2 separate regions of the Homo sapiens genome follow, and region 1 is linked to region 2. Evidence: chromatin loops called from intact Hi-C (ENCODE). Cell type or tissue: Caco-2. All regions are shown on one strand. Each heading gives the region's core, and the rest is flanking DNA. Links, peaks and the distances in the headings are about the cores only. Region 1 has its middle 46 kb from the start of CDCA7. Region 2 overlaps RAPGEF4 (Rap guanine nucleotide exchange factor 4).

Evidence for each region. Hi-C counts contacts between places; a loop is a spot of excess contacts. Peaks named below come from ENCODE experiments on the same cell type or tissue, not always from the same donor. Only the 100,000 strongest peaks of a DNase experiment are listed, where the experiment ranks them.
Region 1: it touches region 2 in a loop (4-fold over the local background); 7 of 110 quality-filtered maps call a loop at or near these places.

The regions. Positions count from the first base shown.
Region 1 is chr2:173,393,486-173,408,652 of GRCh38, reverse strand. No RefSeq gene overlaps it. Among named protein-coding and RNA genes, the nearest start is that of CDCA7, 46 kb to the right of the region's middle. RefSeq lists a silencer at 5,988-6,157. In Caco-2, for the core only: CTCF peaks have their summits at 6,063 (motif pointing left) and 7,710 (motif pointing left); a DNase peak (open chromatin) is centred at 6,062.
Region 2 is chr2:172,799,069-172,814,235 of GRCh38, reverse strand. The region is part of intron 3 of RAPGEF4 (Rap guanine nucleotide exchange factor 4); the gene reads right to left. Among named protein-coding and RNA genes, the nearest start is that of RAPGEF4-AS1, 70 kb to the right of the region's middle. RefSeq lists a silencer at 10,682-10,872. In Caco-2, for the core only: a CTCF peak has its summit at 7,650 (motif pointing left); no DNase peak of the experiment used is centred there.

The DNA of each region.
Region 1 (15,167 bases), core at 4,300-12,299, 590 kb before region 2:
GAATTGGCAGGATTTCTAAGAGCAGGCAGCAGTCATGGGCAGAGATGATAATCAACCTTTCCTTCCATCCATCCCCTCATCCCATCCCACCCAGCCAGTCAGCCACAGCAGAAACCTTGTTAGGTACCTATGGTGTCAGGCAGCATGCCAGGATAGGGAGGGGAAGGGCTTCCAAATAGTTTAGAGTCCAGTAGCAGAGACTTGTCAGCAAGGCACCAATTATAATAGAGGATAATAAACGGTTCCAGGCTCGTGTGTCAGATGCTTTTGGAGCACAAAGTAGGGCATCTGACCCAACTACTTCACTAATATAATCAAGGGCCGGGAGCTGTGGCTCATGCTTGTAATCCCGGCACTTTGGGAGGCCAAGGAAGGAGGATCACTTGCGCCCAGGAGTTCAAGCCCTGGGCAACATAGCAAGACTCTCTCTCTCTATTTTAAAAATAAAAACAAAAATAAAATAAAATAATAAAAAAACTAATAGCTGGAATCAAGGAAGGAGGTAACCACTGAACTGAAAAAGGAAGCGGGGGGTGTCAGATAAATTTCAGAGTTTTGGTTTGGCAAAATGGATTAAAAAGTGGTGGCATTTATGAAGATAAACAATTAGGAGGATGTGATGTCTGCCATATCCTCGGTCCTTCCTAAGAAATTTGCTTCTACGAAACTCTTTTTTCTAAACAGCTTTATTGAGATATGATTCACTTACCATGCACTGCTTCTATGTTGATGTAGAAGTCAGTGGCTTTTAGAATAGAGTTTTAGCACAGAGTCGTGCAACCTTCATCACAATCAATTTTAAAACATTTCATCACCCCAAAAGGAAATTCCATACCCATTAACTGTCATGCCCCAATCCCCCACCCCCACCCACAGCCCTAAGCAATCACTAATCTAGTTTATATAGAGATGTGCCTTTATATATAGTTCTGGGCAGTTCATATCAATGGAATCACACAATATGTGGTCTTTTACGACTGGCTTATTTCACTTAGCATAGGGCAGTTGGGTGATTAAAACATTCTTGAAAAAGGCAGCCAAGTGTCCTACCTTTGGCCACAGTGACAGATTGGATCAGTGGGCCCTTGAGGGTAGCCAGCCCACAGGCTGGTCAAGAACCGATAAGGAGGTATGGCATGAAAATATGTGCCAGAAAATCATATTCTCTCCAATTTGAACCACAAAAATACTGAGAGAATGAGGCAGCATTCAGTAGGATCTAAAACTGGCATGGACATTCCATGAGCTAGAGTTGGCTTGTGAGGCGTCAAGGCATGCACGAGTTATGCAGAAGTGGAAATATGAGTAAGATGAGAACGAGGAAACAAGTTAGCAGAGTTGTCAGGTAAAGAAACAATGCACATCCCAGGCATGGACCAGCCACTCAGAAGCAAGTGTCAAGTGGGATAGCTGAGTTAGGTTAGCGACACATGCAAAAGCCACCCTGATTCCTGCTCTTAACATCCAAGAGTTGCTCTGGGCTCTCACTTTTCCTGACCCATTACAGTTTCTCTTCCCCTGGGGCCTGGTTTTGGTTTTTGCTTTTTCAGCTTTAACTAGGTTCTCCCACCTATGTATCCTTACAATAAAACCAACATTATTCGAAGTGATTCAAATGAGCTTAACATGAAAAGCAGCTAAGTGGGATGAGGGAATAATGAATTCAGTACAAGACGTGCTAAGTATGAGGTATGGGACTCCAGGCTGAGTAGGTGTTGGGATATATATGCACCTATAGCAGGGGAGTTGGTAATGCGAATGGCATTTGCAAGGCTTCGATGTAGACAGAACTCGTAGATACAGTAACATGAAGGGGAAAGACAGAAAGATGCTTACAAAAGATGTTTCCTTTGTAAGAGGGGCAGCCAGGGTGGTGGGTGAAGAACCAGGAGGTAGTGGTTGGGGACCAAAGCCACAACCCTAGTCTCATTATGCACCAACCTAGATGCCAGCAACTCTTGCAATGGAACTGCTTGGTCTTCATTACTTCCCCTACCTGCTGAGGAGAGCAGACTAATTTCCTCATTCTCAGCTTTGATTTCCATTTAACTCAATGAACGTTCACCTAGGACTGACTTATGCAAAACACTATGCTATGAGGAATACCAAGGGGTGGGGTGGGGTGGTGATTACATCCCTAGACTCAAGGAAAAGGAGAGACAGACCTACTGTTTCTTGTAAGCTTAACTTGCATCAATCTGGCACCATGTGAGACACATGGTTATCTTGCTTAAACCTCTCAACAACCAAGGCAGAAACTGAATAATCATGGGCTTGAAACAGAGAAAACTTGGCTTCAATCTGAGCATCAGTTAGTGATGGTGAAACCTTGCTCTAAGCTCCATTGCAGAGGGCTGTTTGAGTATTAAATGAGATAATATGAGTACAATTCCTCATACATAGTAAGTGCTGGATACACTGGAGCTGTGATTTATTATAATTATTATTGGTAGTAGTATCCACTTGCTTATGAGGAATAGACCTGGCTTTAGTTTCAGGTGTTCAGACTGACTACTTTTCCACTACATCATATTACAGTCTATGAGAATAAAGGATGTCTACTCCAATAACCACAATTCAAGGCAAAACAGGGCAGGGACAAGTCAGAAGAACTGGTGGGTTCCAGCCCTGCCACCTCTTCTGCACTCACTGTGCAAGTCATCTGATCCCTGCCTCTCCACCACTCCCCTGACTTCACATGGTTGTTTTACAGCTCGACTGACACTGTGCATGAAAGCATTTTGTAGACTGTGAAAACGTGTGCAAAGGTTACAATTTGTTGGGGAAAACCAGCCAAGTTAGGCTTTATGAAACACTTTTGGGTATTCCAGATGAATTTTTCATATAAGTATGCTCTCGGGAGGTGGCCCACTGTAAACACTTACCAGCCCCAAGTTACTTAGGCAAGATGCTTGTGGCAGGGAATACCTAGATCAGACTCCAGGACAGGTGGAGGCAGAGCCTCAGTTGGGGGAGGATGCCAGTAGGAGAGGCGTAGGAAGGACAGAGACAAAGTCCACACCCACGTCGGTAATTTCCCTGCAGGCCTCTCTGAAAAAGCCCAGACACCACAGCTCCACAAATCCTCCCCTGGGCCACCTAGGGTGTTAGTGTCATCTGTGGCTACATCGACTGACTGAAGCCCTCGTAATTAGCCACAAACTAGTAAAACAGAAAGCCAGGAAAAAAGACCACATCAGTGGAAGTTGCCTTTGGAGATGAATTCAGACCACCCAGAAAGCCACTCAGTTCTGCTGAGTTTACCAAATCTTAATGCACAACATGATCAATAACAAATAGTGAGAAGTAAACACCAAATCTGACCCTCTAATTCTGAAACAAACAGAAACCAACTAGAACAAAGAGAGTAGACATTAGGGATAGTTGCCAGGGCACCTACAGCACGGCATACACTATTGGCTGAAAAACACATTGTATTACCTCGAGGTGCAGAGACATGTAGTCTGAAGGATTGTCCAGAGTCTGTTGTTTGTTGATCTGATTTGGTGAATTGTGTTTATAGAAGCACCAAGAGCAAGTAAAAGATTATTAGGACGCAGCCCTTGCTCTCTTGAAGCTTACATCTTAGACATTTATTTGAAACCACAGCAACCAAGAAGTATATAATGACTGCTCAATTGTGTAACCCCAACTATAACAATTTAGAATTTGGCAGATATTAGTGAAGCCTGGAAATATCAGGGAAGCCTCCATAGAGGAGCCAGAACTTAGCTGCAGCTTGGAAAAGAGGACTTTCCACTTGATGGGAATAAATACCTGGCACATAGTAGGTGCTCAATCAATGTTTGTTGGATAAACATTGCTGAGAAAGTGCATGCAGCTGGGCATGAGCAAGGTGGTTGGGTGGCCGGTCATGCCATACTGCAAAGCCACACTGCCTTATCTTCCTTCTGATGCATCTGATCAACACCCCCAAGGAAAGGCAGTTAAGGTGATTCTGTTTCCTTTTGCCATTTCTATTCTCAAGTGAAGGAGAGGTAGAGATCTGGGGGGAAAGAAGAAACGCCCTTTTAGCACAGAGGACCTGATCACCCTCGCCACTGTCCTTTATAGCAATTTAGAAATAAACCTTCAGGTGTACACTTTACAACTTGGACCATGCCATTAATGTCAGTCCCAACTATAATACCACCGTCATGCACTCTGGCTCCTGCTATTCCTCAGAAAAGACTGTAAATCCTTGCAATCTGTAGAATCCCCATTAAAGCTCTGAATAAATGTCCTCAACAATTAAAATTCATTCATTACATGAATTTTTTTAAACTCGCAGTCTTGCATATAAATAGCAAAGGGAATGCTGCATGCAGCTAGTCCATAGATTAAGCAAAGCAGACAGATAAAGATATACAAGTAGCCACAGGACTGGTGTGAATTGTGATTTATAAGCCAAATAGGAAGAGAGGGGAATAGTGTCTCCTCTGGTCATAAGATTTTGTTCATTTTGTCTATTTGTAGACAAAAGTCTACAACCTACTTTCAACATAAATGTGTGATCCATTTCTGTCTCCAGGAGCACAAATTTTAGGTATATTCGGACATCCATCCTTCCCCTTTCAGCCAGGAGCCATGCAGATGTGTAGGAATGGAGGAGTCATCATTTTACAGAAGAGGAAACTGAGGTTCAGAGAGGCTACGTGATGTCAAAAATCATAGCTGCAGGCCTGGCGCAGTGGCTCACGCCTGTAATCCAAGCACTTTGGGAGGCTGAGGGGGGCGGATCACCTGAGGTCAGGAGTTCGAGACCAGCCTGGCCAACATGGTGAAACCCCATCTCTACTAAAAATACAAAAATTAGCCAGGTGTGGTGGTGGGTTCTTATAATGCCAGCTACTCAGGAGGCTGAGGCAGGAGAATCGCTTGAGCCTGGGAAGCGGACGTTGCAGTGAGCCGAGATTGCACTACTGCACTCTAGCCTGGGCAACAAGAGCGAAATACCATCTTAAAAAAAGAATCATAGCAGACGTTAGGATCAGAACCGATCTACAGGAATGCAGAAGTTTCTTCACCCCTAGAACTTTGCTCTTTTATGCATACTCAGTATTTCTCAAGGTATGCTCCACAAGACACAAGTGCCTAGAACATAGGTGCTTTGTGGAAAGGAAAAGACAAAATGTCATGGTCGTCATGGTCAGATAAGTTTTGGAAGTGCTGGATCAGACAAATTTAAGTGGGCTTTTTCATTTGTTTGTTTGGACTGTAGAACTTATAGGACTTGTAACAAGATTTCTTTCCACAAAAGTTGGGGGAGTGGGGAATGCACAGATAGTGCCTACAGGCTTTCTCAGACTCTGACATCAGAACACTTTTTACCGCATGAAATAAATACCTGGGAGCCCCTTAGGGTCCAGCAACCTTTCACACAACGTAGCTTAGAAAATGCTGTGCCGAGCCCCTCTTTCTCAGCTATTTCATGGGCTGGAATGGCATTTGTCCACATTTTGTGGGGCTTCCTTGTCTCTCTGCAGATGCTTCTGAGCCAAGTCCAGAAGACGTGGGAAGTGGGGTCTCTTGGCACTGATGTAGCTACAGCACGAAGGTATTGTGTTTCTCCTTCCTAGGCACCCAAAGTGAGAGCAGCAGGGCGCAGCAGTGCCCAGAGCTGACTGATGGCATCAGGAAATCTAGCTCATCCCAACCACAGGCAGTTTTTAAAATTGGGGTTGTGGCTCCCCCTGCTAAAGGTATCCTCACAGGATGTCATATCAGAGCTCAGCCCCCGAGTGAGAAACAGTTATGCCTAGGGGTATGGAAGGGAAAAAGAGGAGGAAACGGGGGCTTTAATTTCCATCCCTGACTTTTTCCCGGCTGCCTTTGTAAGACTTTGGTCACCTGCTCCTAAAATGCCTCTTCAGCTGTGTTTCTACAGAGGTGTTAACTGCTTTCCTCACCGGGGACTGTGCAAAGGGAGACCTCTGTTTCTGGTTCAGCGACATTACCCACGGACCTTGTTACCAACCTTGGCGACCAGAGAACGCTGATCTCCAAAGGTCTAGACCCGGTGAAACAGCGTTCGGTGGCCACTGACCGGTTTCCAGAGTCAGAGCTCCCCCTGCTGGAATCCAAAGCACGTCGTAACCCTGTCTGGACGTATTTTATTCCACAAGACCGTGCAGCCCTGATTGAGTGAACTTTCCACCAGCCACTTTATCCTCATACACAGGCATTTTCCGAGGAGGACTTGAGCCGACATCAGTGTTTGGCCATTCGCGGTTCTCGCTTCCCCTTGGTTATTTCCCCTTCGCTGAAATATATTCTAGTTTTCCCAGCCCAGATCTAATTGGACTCCTCCGGGCTGGGAATTTAGGTTTGGGAGATTTCCCAAATTAAACCATGAAGTTTATCACTAATATAATTACATTTCTCAAATACCAGACCTTTTGCATTGCTCATCTAGATGGGGGAAAGGAAGAAAGGAAAAAGTGAGGAAGGGAGGGAGAGAGGGAGGGAGGGAGGGAGGGAAGGAAGAAAGGAGGGAAGGAGGGAAGGAGGAACAGTGAGTCCTGCTTTTCTATCATGGGATAATAACATGTCTAAAAAAAGTGTTTCCCTTAATTGGGACCCAGGGGACGGAGAGTAGAAAAATACCTCCAGAAAGTCCCCCTTCGGAGTGGGGTCTAGAGCACAGATGTTGGGAATCAGGTTTCACTCTGCTCCAACAGCTCAGCCTTTCCATGCCATAAGGACCCTGCGCTGTCTGCCGAGGAAAACAACGAACAGTAAACCTTTGCTCATTTCTAGCTTCATCTTCAGAGACCGGATTCTCCAGAATTCCTGTGGCTGAGTAATTCCATGTCCCTTGATTTGGGGAATTCCTCCTAGGTAAAGCTTTAACAGACACCATTCTATTTGAAATCGCAAGTACTGTGCATCTTTTCATTTGCTAAAGGAGAAGAAGAAGGGAAAGAAGGAAGGAGTAGAACCCAGTCAGTGTGAAATGTGTATCTCTCCTGTGGGACAGCGGCAAGGTTTTCTGCTGGTTTTCTAGATCAAACGAGGACTCCTTATGAACTACTGGCACAGAATTTCGAGGCTCTTTATGACTTAGAATTAGGGAGCATGTTGGCTGTGTTTTCCTCCTCCAAAGGTGGAATGTGTGGCCATTTTGGGGCACCTTGAAAATAAAAAATGGAAAGATACCAAATGCAAAAGCCTAAATAAAGGCATACCTCCTTCAACTCAGTAAATAATTATTCAGATTTACAAAAATGAATAAATAAGGGAGCAAATCTTCATTTTACAGAAGTATGCATACACCATGAGATTCCTTTACATTCCAAGTTCCCCTGATGCATAAAACATATGACTAGATTTACAAAAACTTGATTTACACAATTTTTTAGGAAAACAACTTTGCAGAAAGATTAGGTATGATTAGATGCTAGAAGAGCTCTTCTCTCAAGGGAAAACAAATGAGCTTAGCTAACGGGAGATGGTGGAGTTAATAACCAAAAAATTCTTCATGCCATTTGAAAGAGTTGATTTCAATATTGTGAAGTTCTTAAAGATTTCTTAGGCAACTCCAAATGACTGCTTACAGGCATGGGAACAGAACTCCTGGAAGGGACTGCAGCAGGAAATGGGCAGTGTTCAACCCTTTCTGAACTCAAGGGTTCCAGAAGAGAGCCCGTGAGGCCAAATGTGTCAGCTAGGAAATGATAGGGTCTGCCCCCTGTAGGGCAAAGGGAACCTGTACGTTGTCCTTGAAGGACTGACATATTCCTCTCTCCTTCTAAACGCCAGTCCTTCCACTTCTATGAGGATAAATACTGGAGAAAGGAGAGAAGAGGAGGGGAGGGGAAGGAGAAAGGGAGGAGAGGGAAACCTGTGTGGCACTGAGGGCGTTTGGCTGAAGCTAAAAGAAGAAACCTAATTCTAAGTGAATACATTTGTTCCAGAGAGGTCTAAGAAGACTCTCGGAGCCTTGCAGCCTGGAGCTGGATTTTCCTCTGAAGCCCTGCCATGCAAAGGGCAAACAAATGACCATGTAGATGATGCAAATGAGGGTTTCTCATGTATTTCTCCCTGAATGATCGAAGACGCTTCACTTTAAAATTCATACTCAGAATAATTAGCCATTCTAACCTTTAAAAAAAAAAGAGTTCACATGCATACTCTTTTCTAATAAATAAATACTGCCCTGCACCATTTTGAAATGTCTAGGAATTTCCGTCATATTGTGGTCTAATCTCTGATTTGCTTTTAGCCTTCTGATCTGCAGGAGAATCGGAGCTATGCGAATCCACATCCAGGTTCCTTTCTCACCCTTTTATTCTCCCACGGCAGCATTTGGAGATAGCTGGAGAAGGAGGTGTTCTCTTTCTCTCCCCTCTCTCTCTCATAGACGCAAAGCCACAACAATGTTGAAAATCTGTGCAGACGTCCACTTCTGTTAGCTTCCATTTCTGTGCATGCTACAGTATTTGTTTATGATTTTGCACCCGTTCTGGTGATGCAGCACATTTACAGCTCATGAATATTTGATACTGAATTAAACAATTTGTCATTCTATTACATAAAGAGCACAATTTAGTTCAGAGCAAACCATTTGAAAGAGAACTCATTATTATGATACCACGATTTTATTTTATTTTATTGTAGTGTTTTGATTGTTAAATAGACAATACATGTCTTTCTCTCTCTCTTTTAATTTTTTTTTTTGTCTAAAAGATGAAACCCTGCCTTTTACTTTGCAAACTACATTACTTATTTTCATTTAAATAAGGGAAAGTATTTTTCTAAAATATTAAATTGTTTAACATGCGCCCCTTTAGAAAAAAAAGGACCATGTTTGTATTTAACAACAATTCAGCTAAAAGACAGTTCAGAGACTCATCAGCAGCCCAGTTCGCTTGTTTGTCAATGAAGGATCTGTGATCGTGTTCTGTGCAAGTTGTTTTAATAATATGGATTCGTCTAAATGAATCTACGCAGGCACAGACACATTAGAAATGTTGGGTCTTTACCAACATAATCATTGGTTTGTGCATCTGATCAGGGCATCTACTGGGAGCAATGATGAAAATAACTAGGGTTTTGTTAGGAGAGCTAGACAGGCTACTGGTTCTTCTGCTCCCCACTCTGTTTTGTGGTGTTCTCTATCCCAGATTTCCAGAGCTGACCTTGGGGCAGGGATGAAATACTGCCTCAGGAGGGCCTGGCCCTGCGTGCCCTGTACCCTAAGGTACAGACTGAATTCCTGCCAAGGACAGGGGCAGCTTGTTCTCTACCCTGGACCGCTTGTTCTATATCACTGGCAAGAAGACATCACCACATGGCCAGCAGTAAATACACGGAGGTGCTCAGAGGGTTCGTAAGTGTGCAGAGATGGAAAATTGTTCACAAGTGACAAAGCACATATGTTATTCTGTATGGTCATCAACTTCACTCAACATCTCTATTTTCTTGTTTGATTTTTCTTTTCCCTTTAATTTGACCAAAGCAAAGCAGGAAATGGCTTTAGAGCTTTAAAATAAAAATAAAATTAGCCAAGAAAACAAGTCAAAATACTTAAGCCACTCCTTGTAAAGATTTTTTCCTTCATTTTTGATAATTTATAAGAGTTAGCCATATAAGAAATTTTGTTTAAGGTAAAGAACCAGTTCTCAATGTATCATTATAAGGTGTAACTATCCCCAAATATTTTTATTTCTTCATTTTCTTCCCTACAAGAATGTTTGTTGTTACTTTCCAAAAGCCAAATTGCTTTATAAAGGTCCATTGTAATGTTCCTCACACCTAATATTTGCTGATTCACATTCTTTTTTTTCTTATTTTATTTTATTTATTTATTTATTTATTTATTTTTTTTTGAGACAGAGCCTTGCTCTGTCGCCCAGGCTGGAGTGCAGGGGCACGATCTCAGCTCACTGGAGCCTCTGCCTCCCGGGTTCAAGCGATTCTGCTGCCTCAGTCTCCCGAGTAGCTGGGATTACAGGTGCATGCCACCATGCCTGGCTAATTTTTGAATTTTTAGCAGAGACGGGGTTTCACCACGTTGGCCGGGCTGGTCTCGAACTCCTGACCTCAGGTGATCCGCCTGCCTTGGCCTCCCAAAGTGCTGGGATTACAGGCATGAGCCACCGTGCCCAGCTGATTCACATTCTTATATTGAGGGTGGATTTTTTTATATATAATCCAAATGCTTCCTTTGATGTATAATTTAGATGAAACCATATTAAGATTTAACCAGGGAAAATAGACCCCCTGCATTCCACTTTACCATATAAAACACTAAAAACATTTAGAATTCCTCTGCTGTCTCTTACTGCATGATATTCTTTAAAAACTGACAAAAACATATGTTCTGTATCTGATATTACTCCTAGAATGGCAAATGGTTTGCAGTAATTTTTGTTAACCATTTAAAAATATGGAAGAAAGGCAATACTAGTCAAATTATGCTTTCTCTTCAATAATCAGTTTAAGTCAAAAGGTACTACACATGTGTTTGTGATTATTTTCTCCATAATTAAGTTTATATCATAATATCCTTGTGCATCTGAATTGGTCAAATACAATGGTCACAATTTGTGTTTTAATATTCGTTGCCTGTTATTGACCAGAAGGCAACTAACTCTAAGATATATTTTATTTTTAAAGATTAAAAGTAACAAAAGCTAGAGTCACAGAGTTGGTTAAAATGAAGTGCTGTGTCTGCACGCTTGGACTGTATTTTTTGTTTGTTCGGTTGGTGGGTCAGTTTTGATAACTTGAGGACCTGGTGTCCTCAAATGTAAAGTAAAGGAGTTGGAATACAGAATCTCCAGGTTTCTTTCCATTCCGTTTCCATTAAGGATGGGTTTATAAAACAAAGCTTGGCTTTTTAGGGTAAAATGATTTAAGGTAAGGCCTCTACGTGGTGTCATCAGCCACCTGGTGTCACTGTCAGATCACCTGGTGGATGCTGCTAACCCTGGAAAATTTGGGAAGGACTCTGTTCTCTGGGTTTTGTTTGTTTTGATGCTATTGTTTCCGGTTTTTGCTCAAGTAATATGATTTCTCTCCTTGGCCTTCTTATTGTTTGTTCTCACTCTCCCCACTCCCACCCTCGCCCCCCTCCACACACACACATACATTCTCCCTCTTCTTTCCTTCCAATGTCCCTGATTCCTCTGTCTAGCTTGATTGCCTGCCACCCATTTTCTCTCCACTCCTTGCAAAACTTTTCTTCTTTGACTGACTGCTCACTTTGCCATTCCCCTCAACTATACTTGTTTCTAAATCACTTTGGATCTCACTTTCTGTTTACCAAGTCTGAAAATAATAAATAATAAATACAGGCCACTTTAGATCTAGGCTTTCTTAAACATTTTTTGGTTTGCCTCAATAATCCTAGGGGTTAGAGGGCCCCATAACCTGTAATGTAATCCAGACACTCTCTAGGGTAAAAAAAGAGTTGGATTTTATCCAAAAATCGTGGTTGTCTACAGGCATGAATTGAAAGAAGATCAATTGAGAGGAAACAGCATGACGTACGTTCTCTAGGGAATCCATGGATCCGAGAAGCCTTCAGAAGATAAATATTGGCCCCAGGGAGAAGGAGCCAGTTTCTCTCCTGGAGGCCACCTAAATGTGGAGGGAAACACCCCTATATCTGGCCTCCTCCATAGGCCAGGTGAGGGCTTCCCAATGTCTTGGAAAGCACCAAGTTGGTGAGTGGCATAACCTGATCATGTCATTCCCACTGATCAACAAAGACACACTAGTGGAATTTGTCTTCCTGTTTCTTGTAGCCCTCCCATCATCAATTGGGAGTGAGTGAAAGAGTCACCTCAGCCTCCCATCCAGTCGTCCTTAAGGGAACAGCTTTAAATGCAATGCAAACAGACCAGGCGCGGTGGCTCATGCCTGTAATCCCAGCACTTTGGGAGGCTGAGGCGAGCAGATCACCTGAGGTCAGGAGTTCAAGACCAACCCGGCCAACATGGCAAAATCCCATCTCTACTAAAAATACAAAATTAGCCAGACATGGTGGTGTATGCCTATAATCGCAGCTACTCGGGAGGCTGAGGCAGGAGAATCGCTTGAACCCAAGAGGCGGAGGTTGCTGTGAGCTGAGATCACTCCATTGCACTCCAGCCTGGGCAACAAGAGCAAAACTCAAGAAAAGAAAAAAGAAAAGAAAAGAAAAGAGAAAATGCAAACCACACAGGGATTAAAGGATAACCACTCCAAGATTCAAACGGCTTTAAGTCTCAGGAGAAAGTATGACATTGAAAAAATATAGAAAAATAGGTCATGAAAAGAATGTAATAGTAGAGGCCAGTATCCACAGAGTAGGAAGAAACACTGATAAATTAGAAAGGCTTCCCGGTGTTATTACTGGTTTTTTATATTGACCATGTTTTCTACCGACACCAACATGTGGACAGAATGTGATACTCGCCAACTAGTCAATGCTCTTATGGCTGACAGCACACAAAGCTCAGAAGAGTCTTTCTTTTCCATCCCTGCCAGTGCCTGGCTTTTCAGTACAACTCAGGCCAAAGGAGACGTCCCTGCCTGCTAGACAGGGTCTGGTTTGCCATGAGCCAGAGACTTCCCGGTAGCACTCGGGGGCTGGGAATGCTGTGAAAATGCAGGGTCAGGCAGGAAAAAAGTAGGTGCTCCCTGTTAAAGCAAACTAAATGTGGCCTGAGAAGGACTCCGTACTTCTATATTTGAGCCCTTGTGGATGAACTGCAACCTAACTTAATAGGTAGATGAGATTGAAAACCTAATTTAGGAGTCTGCACCAGTAACAATCGCTAAGTCTTAGCCAATCCCAGCAGACATACTTCAACCAGTCACACACCGCTGAGTGTTCAAACTGTGTTCAAATAAGGCAAACCCCAACCTGTAACCAGTCCAGCTGTCTCTTTAGCTCACCTCCGATTTCTGTATGTCACTTCCCGTTTTTTGTCTATAAATTTGTTCTGACCACGAGGCATCCCTGGAGTCTCTCTGAATCTCCTGTGATTCTGGGGGCTGCCTGATTCACAAATCGTTCGTTGCTCAATTAAACTTCGTAATTCGGCTGAAGTTTTTCTTTTAACATCCTTGAAGGTGCCAGTGAACTTTAGCAATCCGTCAAAGTACTTTTCATCTCCAAGTCCAACCTGTTCACCGCACATCGACTTCCACATATATTAGCTTGGGAAGCAAGCCTGCCAAGATGACCTGAAAACACTGGAAATTGGTGCCATCCCTGCAATTAATGAGGGGTGACAGTGGCTGCAGTTGTGGGTAAATCCTCTCTGGCGGACAATTTCCTATTTGGATACACTCAAGTTCACCCTGTTTGTTTCTGAATCATAATAAACTCCCTCTGTGAATTTCATATACAAACCCCTGTTCTTGGGGCTATGCCAGACCCAGAGCCCACTCTGAATTTCATGGAGGAGAAAGATGTACCTAAGGTTTGCTCCACATCACGGCGTGTCTTCTTTCGCATGCTCTCGGTGGTCGTGTTAAAGCAACTAGAGGAAAGGGTAGGACATGGAGTACTTAAGATTTCCCTTGAAGCTGTTGGCAACACTGGTTGGAGAACTTCTGCTGTTCTCCAACCAGTGCTTATGCTGCAGGCAATTTTGTTGTTCAGAAGAGCTCACCTTTTTAAAATAAACAAGCCTCATCAATTGTGGGAGCCGAGGTTTTCTTTGCACTTCACGATTTAGCTACCTTATGTGTTTTTATGGCAACCTCCCTCCCACCCCCACCCCACCATTTATCACATCATCTTATCACAGTCTCTTTGGGAGACGCAAATAGCACACTAATGTTTCCCTTTGTTAGGGTGAGTTGTCAATCTCCTCAGAAAGGGAACAACTACAGACAGCTCTTTCTTTTGATAATCTTCCTGACACTTGCCAGAGACTGGCTTATCCATCACACAGAACCTGGCTCCGTGGAGAGGCACATGCCGACAGTCAATCAGTATGGATGTCACTTTGTGTCCATCAAGAAAATATGTAATGTGAACTGTCGTGTATTTTGTTCCAGTAAATAGCCTTCCTTTCTCCCTAAATCTTCTCTGTTTTTTTGTGGGCTGACAGTGCAAACACAACACACGCAGCTCTGCTCTTTGACTAAGCAAGTCTGAAAGCTGTCCTCTCTGCGCTGTTTTCAGTTTACTGACCTACTCTTGTTTTTGCTGACAAAGGAAGGGGAGAAAGAACGTAGAGCCTCAAATGCCCTAAGTTTGGATCAAGAGCACCTTGTTAGAATTAGGAATGCTGGATTTGGTGTGAACTTGGTGCTGAGTTACATCATCAGCCATAAGCTTCCAGCCACTGGAAATCTTCCTATAGACAACAGTCCTCACTTCCCAGATGCAGAGCAAGCCAGAGAACCTGTAGGAGAAAACCAGGAATATAGAGCCAGAAACATACAATGAAGTCATTTCTCCAAACAAGTTTGGGTAAATCAGCCAAGTCCAGGCCCCCAAATTGTTCTTGGAACCTTTTCCTTTCCATCTGAAAGAAGAAGGAGATCCTGTAGGGAAAGAGGTTGGAAGAGGCTGGGGTGCAAAAAGGAAAGAGGTTTTATATGGACGTTTGTGTATGTTAGGCAGGCCATGCACTGGCTGTGGATTGCCGCCTTCCTTCTTTTCTGGGAATAGAAATGGGTAAAAGCCATCATCAACCAACAATTATGATTGTCTCCAAGATCTCTCTAAGTAAGATCTCTGGCTAGAATTACAACTGGATCTCAGACAAAATTAGATTCAATATCTAGGTTTTTAATGGAAAAATCTGTAGAAAGCCAGATATCCGATAGAAAATGGTTAATAAATTATAGAGAGCCAAACTATGGAATCCTTGGCTGCTACTCAAGAATGAGGTGGATCTTTGTGTTCTGCCACAGAGAAGTGTCTAACAGGGAGTGAAAATGGCCTTTTGCATTACACTATGGACAATGCAACCCACCTTTTATTTCAAAAGCATGATACAAATGCCAATTATTAATCACTATCCCTGGGGTAATGAGACTGTGAGAGAGAAAATTTTATTTTCACTTTTTAGATTTGAATTTTTAAAAACAAGTGTTTATTTGCTTGGGTTTTTCTTTTAAGCCAATAGGAAAGATATACTTAGGTTCACTCACACATAATCTCCTGGCCAGGAAGGGTTTTAGGAGAAAAACTTTATGCACTTTCATTGCTTTAG
Region 2 (15,167 bases), core at 4,651-12,650:
ATGGGTAGGTGTTTTCTTTTCTTTAACTGCAGTATAATTTGTACAAGGCAAAACACCCAATTTAATTGCATAGTTCAACAAGTCTTGACAAATATATATACCGGAGTAATTACCAACCAGATCAAGACAGAACATTTCTATGAACCCCAAAAGTCCCCTCGTGCCCCTTTCCAGGCAAGACACTCAGATAACTTGTTCTGATTTCCGTCATGAAAGAATTTTGCCTGTTTTAGAACTTCATGTAAAAGAAGTCAGACGATATTCTCCGGTTTGTGCCTAGCTTCTTTTTTGCTCAACATAATGTCTGTAAGATTCATCCATGTTGTTGCATGGATCCAAAGATTCTTCCTTTTATTCATGAGTAGTTTCCCATAACATGGGTGTGCTTCAATTTGCTTATCATCCTCCTGCTGGTGGACATTTGGGTTGTTTCTACTTTGAGGATATTATGAATAAAGCTGCCAGCAGGAATCTTACCTTTTTATACAACTACTATCTGTTTTCAGAAAAGAGGAGAAATCTATCGAAGCTGAGCTCAGTTTTTTTTTTTTAAGTTAGAGAGTGCAGTTACAATATTTAAATAAGAAACTGGCACTGTCTGTCTTGACAAGATGAGGAAACTGAGGGTCAGAGTGGTGGATCTACACAGCCCCAGTTCACACAGTTGATAAGCAGTGTGGCCAGATTCTAACCAAATCTGACTATAAGTTTACAAGATTTTTGTATCATGCTGCCTCCTGCAGCCACAACAGAGTAAAAACAGCATCCGATGAAGTACGGTGTGACTAGCTTATAAAATGTCATGAATCGATGATTTAAAAGTTTCTTAAGGTGTACCAAAAAAAGTAATTTCCTCTCTGCATGCAACACTGGTGATAATGTTTGGATTTAATCCTAACTAGTTTCAAATAATGCAAATAGCCACTCAAAATCACCTGGACATTAATTTTGTAAGGCATTATAAACTAAGGGAGACACACAAGGGTAATCCTCTGAGTTAGAAAGCCCAGTTTTCCTTTCATGCATCTAATATACGATAATAGGCAAATGTTATTAAGATCAAGTTAGTGACTCTGTAATCACATTACTAAGACAAATGCCCATAAGAATCCAGTTCCTTCAACCATAGCAAATTGCTTCTGCACAGATATTACCATATAAAATTATGTTAGGGAAAATAAAATCAATATCTCAGAAAAGAATAAAAGATCAGGGAAGAAGTGAAGAAAAGCCTGCTAATAAATTTTGCAGAAAGGCAACTGCAAACAAATTCACTCAAAAATATCCCCAGAACTGAAATATCAATAGTCAATGAGTTAGGTCTCTCTGAGCAATTTTTAAATGCTAGTAAAAACACAAGATAGATTATGATAAATCACAGACTTTCACAATTCTCTGGAATAGCAGGTTCCCTGAAGTTCCCACTAGCCTATTTCATTTTTCTATCACCTGAACCCTTCGGAAAGAATTCTTTTGCCTAATTTTTACTTTCCAGCATGTCTTAAAAACCTGAAATGGACCCTAAGTAATACCACTGACATCATCCACATATTTTACATATATATGGTTATTTGCGAAGTATAATGCAAAAGAACTAGGATGCTCTCAGTTATTCCTGAGCTAGCTGTACAGTTTATGGATTAATCAGTCTTCTTTATCACCTCCCATCCCTGACACGAGTAGTTTGTCACCAAACAGTACACAAGGAAATACAGAGGCTGGGAGACACACGTGAGCCTGTCTTTCGCCAATAATCAACTCTTGTAATAAAGACACAAGATTGGATTTCTTCTTGGATTTTCCCAGGAGATTTCAACCTGACTCATGCCTTTATCACATACAACAAAATTTCATCACGGTAGTGCTGCCGACTGTACTCCTTGGTGTATTTCTGTGTCAGGACCACCTCTGTAAGGGGAAAACCATGCCAGTGAGTACCCAGCTGCAGTCATCAGCTCAAGCACCCTGGGCTTGTTTCAGGAATCAATTCTTCTACCAGAATTAAGTATGGGATCAGTCCTTTCCAGATCTTCTCTTTCACACTGCGTCCACTCAAATTTAAGGACAAGGAGTCACAAATTACAAGATATGATCTTAAAAGTAGGACTGGAAAACCTCACCTGAAAGGAGTATGGTTTGCAAGTTCAAACTTTCAGCAGATTCAGAGTATTTTTTAGGACAAATATACTTAGAAATCTGAATGAATTTGGGAGGTATGGTTGGGCATTGGGATAATTGGGCACAGAGAAATAGAAGGTGCCAAGAAGAACATTTTCACCCTGAAGACTATTCACTATCTTTACAGTCTATGGGTGCTAGCCCTTATTTACATTTAAATCACAGGCAGGGCCTTGCAATGTGCTGCGAGAGTAATTTTCAAATAAAGAAATTGACATCCAAATGTTCTCTCACTTAGCAGAACTAATATATGTTGCTCAGCACGTATGATGAAAGGTAGATTAAGAATGGACAGGATGAATATGAGTGGATGTAGAAGAAGCACTCTTAGATATCCACACTAACATCTAACCAGATCTCCATGGGTCAGGATTCCAAGTCTGAAACCCTGTAGATGGGCTTAATGCCTGCCTTCGCCTGCTGCTGAAAGTGTCTGTTTCTGGATGTAACATAACCGTTTCTTTTACGCTTATACATACTGCTCATGCCTCAATACTTATTTAATAGGGACTATTCAAAAGAGCACTTTTATTAATTTTCTGCTCATTTGCAGATTAATATTCAGCGAGGCCATCTGAAAGAAGATGTTTACAGTAACACAGAGACTGATGAAAGCAATCAGCACCTATGCAGGGAACATGAAATGGTAACAGTGAAGGAATGTCCTATTTTGTGATAAGATTGCACTTTGTTTTGAGAACTTTCAAAAGGGAAGTAAAGATTTAAAAACCCGACTTCAATATGTGATGGTGGTTTAGCAGATGCTGCTGGAGCCCTGCCAGATTCTGCACTCACCCCTGATGTCATCTGTAGCTTTCTGGATGGCTCTGTGCAGTGTGCCACCTCGAGCATCTGCACCCTTGCTCTGCCTGAGGGCAGAGTGCTAGGCAGTTAATGCCTTAAAGGGGCAACCATTGCCATGACAGTGGTAGGACATGAGAGTGGGAAGATAAACACCCCAGCTTCCTTGCCCTTCACAGTTTCTTAGCAGGCCCCCTGAAGGAGTGAGTCCAGTTGCCTACAGTGGAAATGCTCTTACTAGAACACTTTGATAGGCTTTCCTTCCTTCTTTGTCTAATTTTCCCATTCTGTTATCATATTTCCCAAGATCATCTCTAAAAAACCACTTGTAGCCAAATCCTTTTCTCCAGGTCTGCTTCTGGGGAAACCGAAAACAAGGAGGTGGGTGAGCCAAGATGGCCGTGGGTCCTAAATTGCACTGAGACCTCTGGGGAGGTACTGGACCAAACCAGCATTCCCAAAGAGACTTCTGTAATAAGGACAGAGGCCAGAGTGTCACTTACCACTTGCATCAGACACACTGTAAGGGCAGTATGTTTTGGGTGACACATGGGAAGACTTCATTCTGTTAGGAAAACATACTGGGTTACCTGAGATCAATTCTGCTAGATAACAAGGGCTGATGGGAACACACACACAAAATCGCCTCTGGCATATCACCGACACGCCATCTGGCTTTTTCCTCCAATCTGATCCAGCTATCTCATTTCTCAGTCCACTGGATCACTCCTTCTCCTCCTTCTAAAACACAGACCTCCTTACTTAATTATCCACCCATCCTTAGTCCCATTGTGCAGCAGCATGCATGTTGATCTGCATGTGTGTGAGTGGGAACTGGGCCACACACTGGCCAAGTGTCTCAATGACGATGCCTCATTTATTCCTCACAACAGGTGAATGAGATAATGTATTTAAACTGCTTTGCATAGTGCCTGACTCAAAACAAATGCTTAATAAATTGCAGACACTCTTACTAACATGATCCAGCAATATCAGTAGTACTATTGCTATTTTATAGGTTGAGCAAATCAGGCTCAAGGATATTCAGTGACTTGCCCAAGACGATGGCTAGTAAGTAGAAGAGCTGAGATCAGAAACTAGTCAGTCTAATGATCTACCCACATACTTCTTAGATTGTCCTAGTAAGTATAAGTACCTCTTAGCCAAGGTTCAGTTGGAAAATCTGTTAAGGTACCAATTTAATTTATATTGATTCTTATTTCAGTCAGCCAATCTGTGTATTTATTGAATACCAAATAAGTCAAAATCACTAGGAAAATATAAAACATTTGGCATTGCTCCTCTTCTAATCTTCCAATTCCAATATTGAGATCCACTTGATCCTCCTTAGAGGATCAAATCCATCCCAGGCAATCCTCTTATTCATTAGGGGAAATTTAAACAATCACAAACAGGTAATTAAGAATTGAATTGAATCACTCATTCCTGTTATACCAGCACTTGGTGGAGGGGAGGTGAGGGGCTTGCTTGAAGCCAGGAATTTAAGACCAGCCTGGGCAACATAGTGAGACCCCCATCTCTAAAAAATAAATTAAAAATTAGCCAGGCATATTGGTGTTTGCCTATGGTCCCAGCTACTCAAGAGGGTGAGGCAGGAGGATCCCTTAATTCCAGGAGCTCAAAGTTACAGTAGGCTATGATCCCACCATTGCACTCCAGCCTGGGAGTCACAGCAAGACTCTGTCTCTAAAAAAATAAAATAAAATCGGCATTTCTGCTTTTCCCACTCTGATCCTGTGTCCCAGTTCTAATAACTGAGTTCTGACCCTGGTTGGAGAAACTGAGTTTCTGTCTTTCAGAGTCTCTGCCTTGATAACCTGCTGGGTACCCTAATTCTTCTCAAAGTGACAGTATCCTGTCTTGACAGCCCTTCCTGGGTCCCAGTTCCTCTCTGGCAGTCCTTCTGTGGCCAGACTTCTTAGGCAGCCTGCCCACTGCCCATCTCCACCACTGGGCCTGCTTTTGACTCCCTCCCATCAGCAGGCCAAGTCTCATCATGCTACCCCTGGTTAGACCAGCCTTGGCCCCTCCCCACACTAACCTGGGGGCTGTGTCACACCACCTTCCTGCTTCCTCTGCCCCTCCTGCCCAGTGCTGCCTGAACATGCCCTCGAGATATTTCCCACCTCCATCATGGATGCCCCCCAGATTCCAGGTTCTTTTCCTTTACCCAGCCAGGCACCAGCTGAAGTTAAGTCATGAGCACTGTCTTGGCACAGTGTTTTCAGTGGGATATGCAGGGTCCAGTTAACTTCATTCATAAAAGCTGGCATTAGGTAAGTTAATAAAGATGTCGATGAAGCCGCCCATGCTGGAAGGCAGGGCATCAGGCAAAGGACTCCCACGTGGAGGCTACCCATGGTCAGAACACTCAATGCTCAGCAGGGAAAATCCCCTGGAAGCAGCAGAGTGGAAAAGCCACGGGCCTTGGTAGACTTAATTCAAAACTTATCTCTGCCAATGACTGACCTGTGGGCTTTGGGCAAAATGCTCCCCAGAGCCTCAGTATCTTCATTTGTAAAATGGGCACAATCTTACTTGTAATATCATTAGCAGTATTAAATCAAAATAAAGTAATACACAGAGTCCATTATAGTGCTGTATAGTTTCTGGCACATAACAGGTGATCCATAAATAATGGAAATTATTATTTCTGACTTAGTCACAAACATGTATGGGTTATCCATATTTCTAAAAAGCAAAGCAGTTTTTTTCTATCATTTAAATAATAGAGAATCTCTATATTCATTTTGTTAATCTTCAACTAATGATGGCTTTCAACACTTAAATTCCAAGTTTTTCTGTCCCCTAGTCTGGATGTCAAGTGGATTGAATGATCTGCAAAACACTTCAGCTCTCTGGGGGAGCTCGTATTCAAAGGAACCCTTCTGACAAACCGTGCTGTAAATCAAAGAATCCTTTTGTACTGCAACTAATCACCTCTTAATTTATCTGCTTTGTACGTCTGAGTTATGTACACTGGGTTTTCTTAAAGCAGACATTCTCATATGAGGCGTTTTATTTGTTTCATTGTAAATATAGTAAACAGTATGGAAATGGGAATGGTGTTAAGAAAGCCAATGGTTATGTGTCATATAACTAAGACTGGTATTCAAGCTAAGGCACTTGTGCCTTGCAAATAAATAATGTCTATAAGCATCAGCTGAAATCCAACTTACACAAGTTATAGGTATTCTGATGGAATTTAAAATAGCTAACAATCAATTAAACAGACATAAGAATTCTCTGTGGTAAGTACATCTAGATTTTCTAAAAATTGTACTGTAATTTCAAGGGCTATCAGATCATCTTATTATGCACATTTAACTCACTTCCATATTCATGGCTCAAGAAGAGTTCATTGTCTCATGGCAAATTTATTGTTTTGGACATATACTGAGTTAACACCAAGGGAAAAATAATTGCTCCTTTAAATGTGTGGAGACAGAAACATATTTTTTTCTTTCTTAGAGATGAGGTCTTGCTATGTTGCCCAGGCTGGACTGCAGTGGCTATTCACAGGTGTGAACATAAATTCTAACAAGGCAAATATTTTTATAAGTTTTATTTTAGGCCTACAGGCAATATTTGCCATTAAGTTTCACAGCACCTGGGATTATTTCACGAACTTGAATTTAGTGCTGGAATTTACTGGGTGCTCCAAGTCATCTTAAGTAATAAAATTAAATGGAACCCAATCTCTTAATTTGTCAAGATGTTAGATTGTATGTGCTGCAGAAGCATTTCCTGCCAAATCAAGAGGGCAAAATACTTCTCAGGCAAATGTGTTTTCTAACAAACAGCAAAGACAAGGTCTGTTACTTTTAGAACACATCCCTGGAATCAGCATGTTCAATAAAGCTTAACAAGATCAGGCAAGCCGGCCGCAGGAAGGTTTGATGAGAATGGACTAGCATTAGCATTCTGGTAACTGAATCAGGGAGGCCAGCCTCATTTCAGTGGAGAGCCAGTCTGTCCAGCATTGTGACGCAGTTTTGCATCCAACCACCCAAACAAAGAATTACACGGCAAAAAAACTAAATGCAGGATGCAGGATGCTCAATAAACTCCCAATCAGCTCCTAACAAATAGCCTGACCTGAGCATAGACAAGTAGGAGGAGATTACAAACAACTGCTGTGGACTTGGCACCTTTCACGTTTTATGGGCTCAATAAATGTGCTCAGAAAAAAAATGTTTCCAATGATGGCAGTGTTCTCTGTTTGAAAATAACGGAGTGAAATGAGTGAATAGAAGAATCAGAGAGGCAAAGAGAAAGACAGACAAAGGTAGAGAGATCCGCATTACAACGAAACACACATGTTCTTCAAATTTTGTAAACAAAAATGCAATGCTTAAAAACATTTGTTACTGTAGAAGGAAAAAAGAGAAGGCAAATAAAAGCATATTATTTTACTTTAGGGAGAAAACTAGTATGAGATTTTTTTCTGAAATTGAGCTAAAATGTGCCAGATAATTTCACAGTGATAGATGAGGGGATGAAATTAAGTGATGACCAAGGCCAAGTGTAGCCCGGATTCTCTGATCCATGAAATGGCTGAACAACATTGTTAAACTTCTACTGTTTCAAATCCCAAGTACATTTCCTGCGTTTTCTATTCTGGCACTGCCCTCTTGTGATAAAACAACAGCATTGCAGTCATTGCAACCAACTTTTCTTGAAATGGTAATTTCAAAAAGCACAGACCCTCTGCCTCTATCCCAGGCTTTGTACTAAGTGCTTTACATACATCAGCTCATTTAAGATAAGAGCTATTATCCCCAATTTACAAGTAAGCTAACTGTGCATACCCACAGCCAATTAAGTGGCAATAGAATTTCAAAGGAGCTCTGAATTTAACCACCGTGGGTTGCATTGGGTAAATACTAATGCTTTCAATAGGCATCTGTGATAGAGATGTAAAGGTTTTAAAGAATTAATAAACCATCCATTTTCTATCTTGCAATATAAACTTTATTCTGTCAGCAGCCATTTGAAATTCTTCTTTCCTATGACTGGAAAAGCCTTTTTACTTTTTGAGAGGTAAAGATTAATTTAAAATCTTATATATATCTAGGATTTTGATACTTACTATGCCAAAAAAGCCCCTCACTTAAAAAATCTGCAGAGAAAAACAGGACCTTCTCTCTCCCTTTCTCTCTGTCTCTGAAGTAAACACACACACACACACACACACACACACACACACACACACACACAGCCGGATAATATCTGATACAATGAGATTTATAATCCTATTTATTGTTTTTAAGCTTGTTATTTATTGCTTATAACTTGTCCCAATGTTCATCTCTAACCCTAAATCGATTAAAATATTACTGAGAAAAAATACACCCATAGTATTATTCATTCTAGTGGGAAGGCAAAATATCTGACTTTTAGCCCTATGTAACTTTTAAGTTACACAGGCACCAAGACAGGAGAGGATCTTGTGCAGACAAGTACAGCAGTGGGGATCTGGAGGTGGATGTGTCCTGGTTAGGCTCAGGCAAGAGACTGAAGGTGGGGACAGATATTATTGGCGAAATGGAAGGATTAATCCTTGATAGAGGCCAAGTGGATGTTCCCAGTGGAAATCTACGTGAACATGTCAGCCAGGTTGGGACACCTTAGGAGGATGAAGTGGTCTGTGGGCAGGTCCCCTTCTTGGTGCTCTTTTCCTTGGGTTAAGATGAAGAATGGCTAAGGCAGGAAGGGTGTCTGAGAAGCTGGGAGAGATGCCTCTGATAATTACGCATAGTGGTAAGAGTGTTGCAGTAGGTTTCATTTTATAGAGTAGTGAAATAAATATAATTTATAGAAAGATAATTACAAGGATTTGTCAGCCTTTAAAAGTTCCTGAAAGTAATAGGGGCAGAATAATCTATGCATTTCCTACAATTCTTAGGACAAACACGTTTTCAAGGCAGTAACAAAAGAAATGAAAGCAATGCAGCCCCAGCTCCTAAGGGAGGGTCTCCGAGAGGCAGACAGAGTCCACCGTCCCTCCCGTCCAGGGACCATTGTCTCCCCTCCAGTCTCTTGAAGCCTTGAATTAGGGAAACTTGACTGAGAGGAAAACAAAGAGAAGAAGCAACATGTGGTCCTGGGGCCTGCCTGGAAAGGGCCTGACTGTGAGAGGGGAAAGCAGTGGGTTCCCCTGCTCAGCAGGAATCCATGCCACTATCTGATGCTTCCTGGGCCCAGAGAAGACCCATGGGGTAAGGCCCAGTCAGCCTGCAACTCACGCCTCCTACAATGGCCAACTTCTGGCCATTCTGGTGGGTGGGCTGACCAGGGGTGACACTGGAAGGTGAGCCATTCCAGTCCTGCAGCCCGATAGCTTTTTTCTCCATCCTCCCTTCCTAAGAGAGGGCCTGAAGTGTACATCAGCACTCATCGAAATGTCTGTAGTTAATACTTCTCTGAAATGTAGAATCATGACTTTTTTTAATATATAATTTTAGGCTTCAGCAATCCAGGGGCAAAAAAGGATCCCCATCACCCCTCTCCACCCCACTACGGACACTGGAGGAGCTTGTGAGCAGGTGCCCTTGGGAGCAGATGCCTTGCAGGCTTTGCAGATTCCCCAGGGAATGACTGCACGCACTGCCTAAAGCACAGGAGAGCAGAGGCAGAATGCTGGATGGGCTCAGGAGGCCAGGTACTCCCCGTTCCCAGGCTCACCACTGCGTCATCCTGAACAGCTACTCAGGCATCAGGCACTAAGCAAGAAACAGCATAGCTGTTTCCCAAACAGGGTAGGCTCAAACCAAAGAAAGTTCCTGAAATGCTCTGTAAATGAACAGTTACTACTACATGCTCTGGGTATATTGCTGATGAAAAATAAGTAGGACCCTCAACCCAGTATTCAAAAAATTCAGGAAGAATTTGCTAGACCAATTACACAGAAGAAGCTGTGTGTTTTTTAACCTAGACAGTAAAAAATATAAGGGAATGACAAGAAGGGAGAAAAAGTAATATTAACTTGAAACAGGAAGGCAATATGAATTTGAGTCAAATAGAATAGTTACACCCCATGTATTCTTGAAATTTATATACAGATATATCTTTCTACCACCATATGCAAGAAAGAGGTTGATTTTTTTTTTCAGAAAAAATTCCATCAAATCACTCATACTGATACAGTTTGGCTGTGTCCCCACCCAAATCTCATCTTGAATTGTAACTCCCACAATTCCCACATGTCATGGGAGGAACTGGTGGAAGGAAATTGAATTATGGGGGCAGGTCTTTTCTGCACTGTTCTCATGATAGTCTCAGATGGAGATGAGGAACTTGTTGGGAACTGGAGCAAAGGTGGCTCTTGTTATGTTTTAGCAAAGACACTGGTGGCGTTTTATCCCTACCCTAGAGATTTGTGGAACTTTGAACTTGAGAGAGATGATTTAGGGTTTCTGGCAGAAGAAATTTCTATGCAGCAAAGCATTCAAGAGGTGACTTGGGTGCCGTTAAAGGCATTCAGTTTTATAAGGGAGGCAGAGCATAAAAGTTTGGAAAATTTGCAGCCTGACAATGTGATAGAAAATAAAATCCCATTTTCTGAGAAGAAATTCAAGCCAGCTACAGAAATTTGCATAAGTAACAGGGAGCCAAATGTACTCCCCAAGACAATGGGGAAAATGTCTCTAGGACATGTCAGAGATCTTCATGGTGGCCCCTCCCATCACAGGCCCAGAGGCCTAGGAGGAAAAAATGGTTTCATGGGCCAAGCCCAGGGTACTGGTGCTATGTGCAGCCTAGGAACTTGGTGCCCTGCATCCTAGCCACTCCAGCCATGACCAAAAGGGGCCATGGTACAGCTCGGGCCATGGCTTCAGAGGGTGCAAGCCCCAAGCCTTGGCAGCTTCCATGTGGTGTTGAGCCTGCAGATGTACAGAAGTCAAGAATTGAGGTTTGGGAACCTCTGCCTAGATTTCAGAGGATGTATGGAAATGCATGGATGTCCAGGCAGAAGTTTGCTGCAGGGCTTTCATGGAGAACGTCTGCTAGGGCAGTGCGGAAGGGAAATGTGGGGTCAGAGCCCCCACACAGAGTCCCTACTGGGGAACCCCTAGTGGAGCTGTGAAAACAGCTGGTATCCTCCAGATACCAGAATGGTAGATCCACCAATAGCTTGCACCATGCACCTGGAAAAGCTGCATACACTCAATGCCAGCCCATGAAAGCAACCAGAAGGGAGGCTATACTCTGCAAAGCCATAGGGACCAAGCTGCCCAAGACGATGGGAACACGCCTTCCACCTCTTGCGTCAGCATGACCTGAATATGAGACATAGAGTCAAAGGAGATCATTTTGGAGCTTTAAGATTTGACTGCCCTGCTGGATTTCAGACTTGCATGGGGCCTGTAGCCTTTGTTTTGGCCAATTTCTCCCATTTGGAATGGCTGTATTTAACCAATGCCTGTACCCCCATTGTATCTAGGAAATAACTAAGTTGCTTTTAATTTTACATGCTCATAGGCAGAAGGGACTTGCCTTGTCTCAGATAAGACATTGGACTGTGGACTTTTGAGTTGATGCTGAAATGAATTAAGACTTTGGGAGACTGTTAGGAAGGCATGATTGGTTTTGAAATGTGAGGACATGAGATTTGGTAGTGGCCAGGGATGGAATTATATGGTTTGGCTGTGTCCTCACCTAAATCTCACCTTGAATTATAACTCCCACAATTCCCATGTGTTGCAGGAAGAACCTGGTGGAAGGTAATTGAATTATGGGGGTGGGTCTTTCCTGTACTGTTCTCTGATAGTGAATGAATCTCACAAGATCTGACCGTTTTAAAGATGGGATTTTCCCTGCACAAGCTCTCTTTGCCTGCTGCCATCCATGTAAGATGTGACTTGCTCATCCTTGCCTTCTGCCATGATTGTGAGGTCTCTCTAGCCATGTGGAACTATAAGTCCAATAAACTCATTTCTTTTGTAAATTGCCCAGTCTCAGGTATGTCTTTCTGAGCAGCATGAAAATGGACTAATATACATACCTAATAAATGTATAGCATAAAATACTATTGCAGAATCTGGGAAAGGTGGTCTCCCTCATGTATTCCCATTTCCATTAGTAGCATCACTGTCCACCTCTTCACCCAAGTCAGGAGCCTCCCTTTCTCTCTACACCTCCACATCCCATCACCGTCAGTTCTAACCATTTTGTCTCCATCTTGTACACAGTGTACTTCACTTTCCCTCCCTATCACCTACACTTATCTACCCCACCCTCTAATCCAGATGCCCTTTGGAGGGAGGGCCACACCCCTTTCACTGTGCATCGCCAGATCAAAGAGAGGGTAGGAGGAGGATTGCCTCCAACAGCACCTGGGCAGTGGGCTTAGAGGGGAGGGCTGTGGGGCTCAGAGCTGCATCAGACACCCAGGTGGGAGTTGGAGAAGCTGCAAGGGGAAAGCTCCTCCCTGCATTCCTTATTCCTTAATGGCTGGCTCAGCTCCCCACCTCTCTTCCTTCCCCTTCCGGTCCTTCTGGTTGGCACCTATACAACCACAATGGGCAAGCATTGAGCCCCAGAATCACAAAGAACTGGCCCAGATACCCAGCAGCTTTATGACCTTGGGCAAGCTGTTGAATATCTAGCCTCTAAAATGAGACAAACCACAGCACTAAGGGGAGGGCAGTGTGGTGAGTGCTGGTGGGATAATGCTTGTGACACACTGGGCACATAGCCTCCTGTCATAGGCGCCCATTGCCAGCAGCCACTCCCGCTCTTCTTCCACCATCCTGGCTCACACCCCACTGAGGGTCTGAAACCTAGTGCTAAGTTTGGGAATTTGTCACTACATCCCTCTGGCTCTCAGATGAGAAAGCAGACATGCAGGGCAGCAAGGAGCAGGCTGGCAAGAAACTCTGCCCCATCCTCCCTGAAAGACTTGACTCTGTGCCATCACCTCTTTTCTCTTTCCTCAGTTTTCTTTTAGACTGTGTAACTTTTCCTCCTTCACTTTTATCATCCTCCTCACACCTCTGTTCATGAGTGCGCCCAGCAGAAGAACATGCAATTTGGAGGATGTCAGACCTGAATTCAAATCTCAGTTTGCCCATGTACACCTGTGTGGCCCTGGGAAAGCTGCACCTATGTCACTGAGCCTTGTTTTCAAGCCTTTGGTAAAACAGGACACAAATGCCTAAAGATTAATTCAGTTAATGTCCATGGAACCCCTCACACGAGCCACACAAGGAAGGCACTTAGCAATGATCTTTTCTGGTCTCTAGGGGTAGGAATTCTAGGTCTCTCCTTGCTCCTTACCCATGGCCTTCACCCAACCCCATTTCCCTCCTCATTGGGGTCTATTATGGTTAATTGTATGTGTCAACTTGGCTAGACTATAATGGCCAGTAGTTTGGTTAAATACTAATCTAGATGTTGCTGTAAGGATATTTTTTAGATATGATTAACCTTTACAATCAGTAGACCTTAAAGTTGATTACCCTCCATGATGTGCGTGTACCTCGTCTACTCACTTGAAGGCCTCAGAGCAAATAGGTTTCCCTTGAGGTTTCTTGAGGAATTCTGCTTCTGCCAATAACTCTTACCTGAATCTCCAGCCTGCCAGCTCTAGACTTCAGACCTGCCAGCCCCCACAATCATGTGAGCCAGTTCCTAAAAACAAACCTGTCTCTCTCTCTCTCTATCTCTATCTCTTAGTGATTCTGTTTCTCTGAAGAACCCTGACTTGTATGGGGCACTACTCTGTCATGATAAACAATCCCCCTGATTTACCACATTGTTAGTGGGCAGAGACCCAGAGCCCATCACAAGGCCAGCATGGGTAGATATGGCAGTTTTGTTTCTCCCTTGCAAGCATCTTGGCATGGAAGGGGGCTCTGCCATCTTGGTCATTCTCCTTAGCTTCTTTCTCCCATGTGGCTGGACCATGTCCTACCTTCAGAACTGGCTGGAAAGCTGGGCCCTGTTTATCTCAGGCTGTACTCTAGAGGGCTAGAGGGTGTAGGAGTCAATGAGCTTTCTCTTCCTTTTATTTTAGTGATACAAATCCATCCAGAAAACTCTGGTTGAACATTGTGGGATGAAATACATAAAGGAAGCAGTAAGCCAGCTTTGGTATTAAATTAACTCATTCCTAACAACTAAAAGAAGACCGAGCCCAGCTTAGGTAAGTTCTCTGCATTGGTTTTGAGGTCAAAATTATAGGTAAATCTAAAATTAAAAGTTTAGTTAAAATTGTTGAATCTGTAGCTAATAACCCTGCTATTATGGGTTATTATAGCATGGCTAGGATGCCATGGTGAGAGATAACTGGTTAAGGGCAATATTCCCGAAACCCCTGGCCAGATACTATTTTAATACCATCAAAATCTCGGCCAGCTTTCACATCTGGTGTGTCAGCACATAAGAGCTGGTGTTATGTATCATCCCCTTAGGCACATCTGCTCTTCCTTTTCTGATTCTCCTTCTCTCTCCTTCTCGAGATTTCCTCTTCTTTCTTTTCTCCTCCTTAATTCTCATCTTGCTTCCCTTTCCTCTCTTTTGTCACATTTCTCTTTTCAGCTTCTCCACTCTCTCCATTATCACTCATTCAGGAACCACTCGAGCTGCAGGAGGAACTGAGCAGAATGATCCTGTGTAGGCCCTGTCCCCAGGGAACATCTATGCAGGTAAAACCTGGGGAAAGGAAGTACCAGGAGCAGCTCTGAGCAAAAAAGCCCAGAGAGTCCCCACCAGGACAGCATCCACAGGTAGGAGATATGCAGAAAGAAGGACATGGGGTAATCTGAAAGGATGACAAAAGGCAGGGAGAGAGGGAAGTTGCATGTTGCCTCATGTTTCTTAAGAGTCAAATGGTGGAGAGCAGTGGTGAAGAGCATCTGTTCAGGTGCCTGACTGCTTGGGTTTTAATCTTGGTTTCTCTAATTTCTAGATACAATACTCGAGGTAAGTTATTTAACCACTCGGGGACTTCGTTTTCTCATCTGTAAAATGAGAACAGTAATACGACCTACCTCATGGTTGACTTGAGGATTAAAGAAGTAAATAAATACCTGTTAAGTGCTTGGAACACTGCCAAGTAAATATCCAAGAAGGACTGGATAAATCACATATGGATAAATATCTTGATTATATAGGATATGGCAAATATCCAAGAAATGCTAACTGTTCTCCTTCCCATTCGA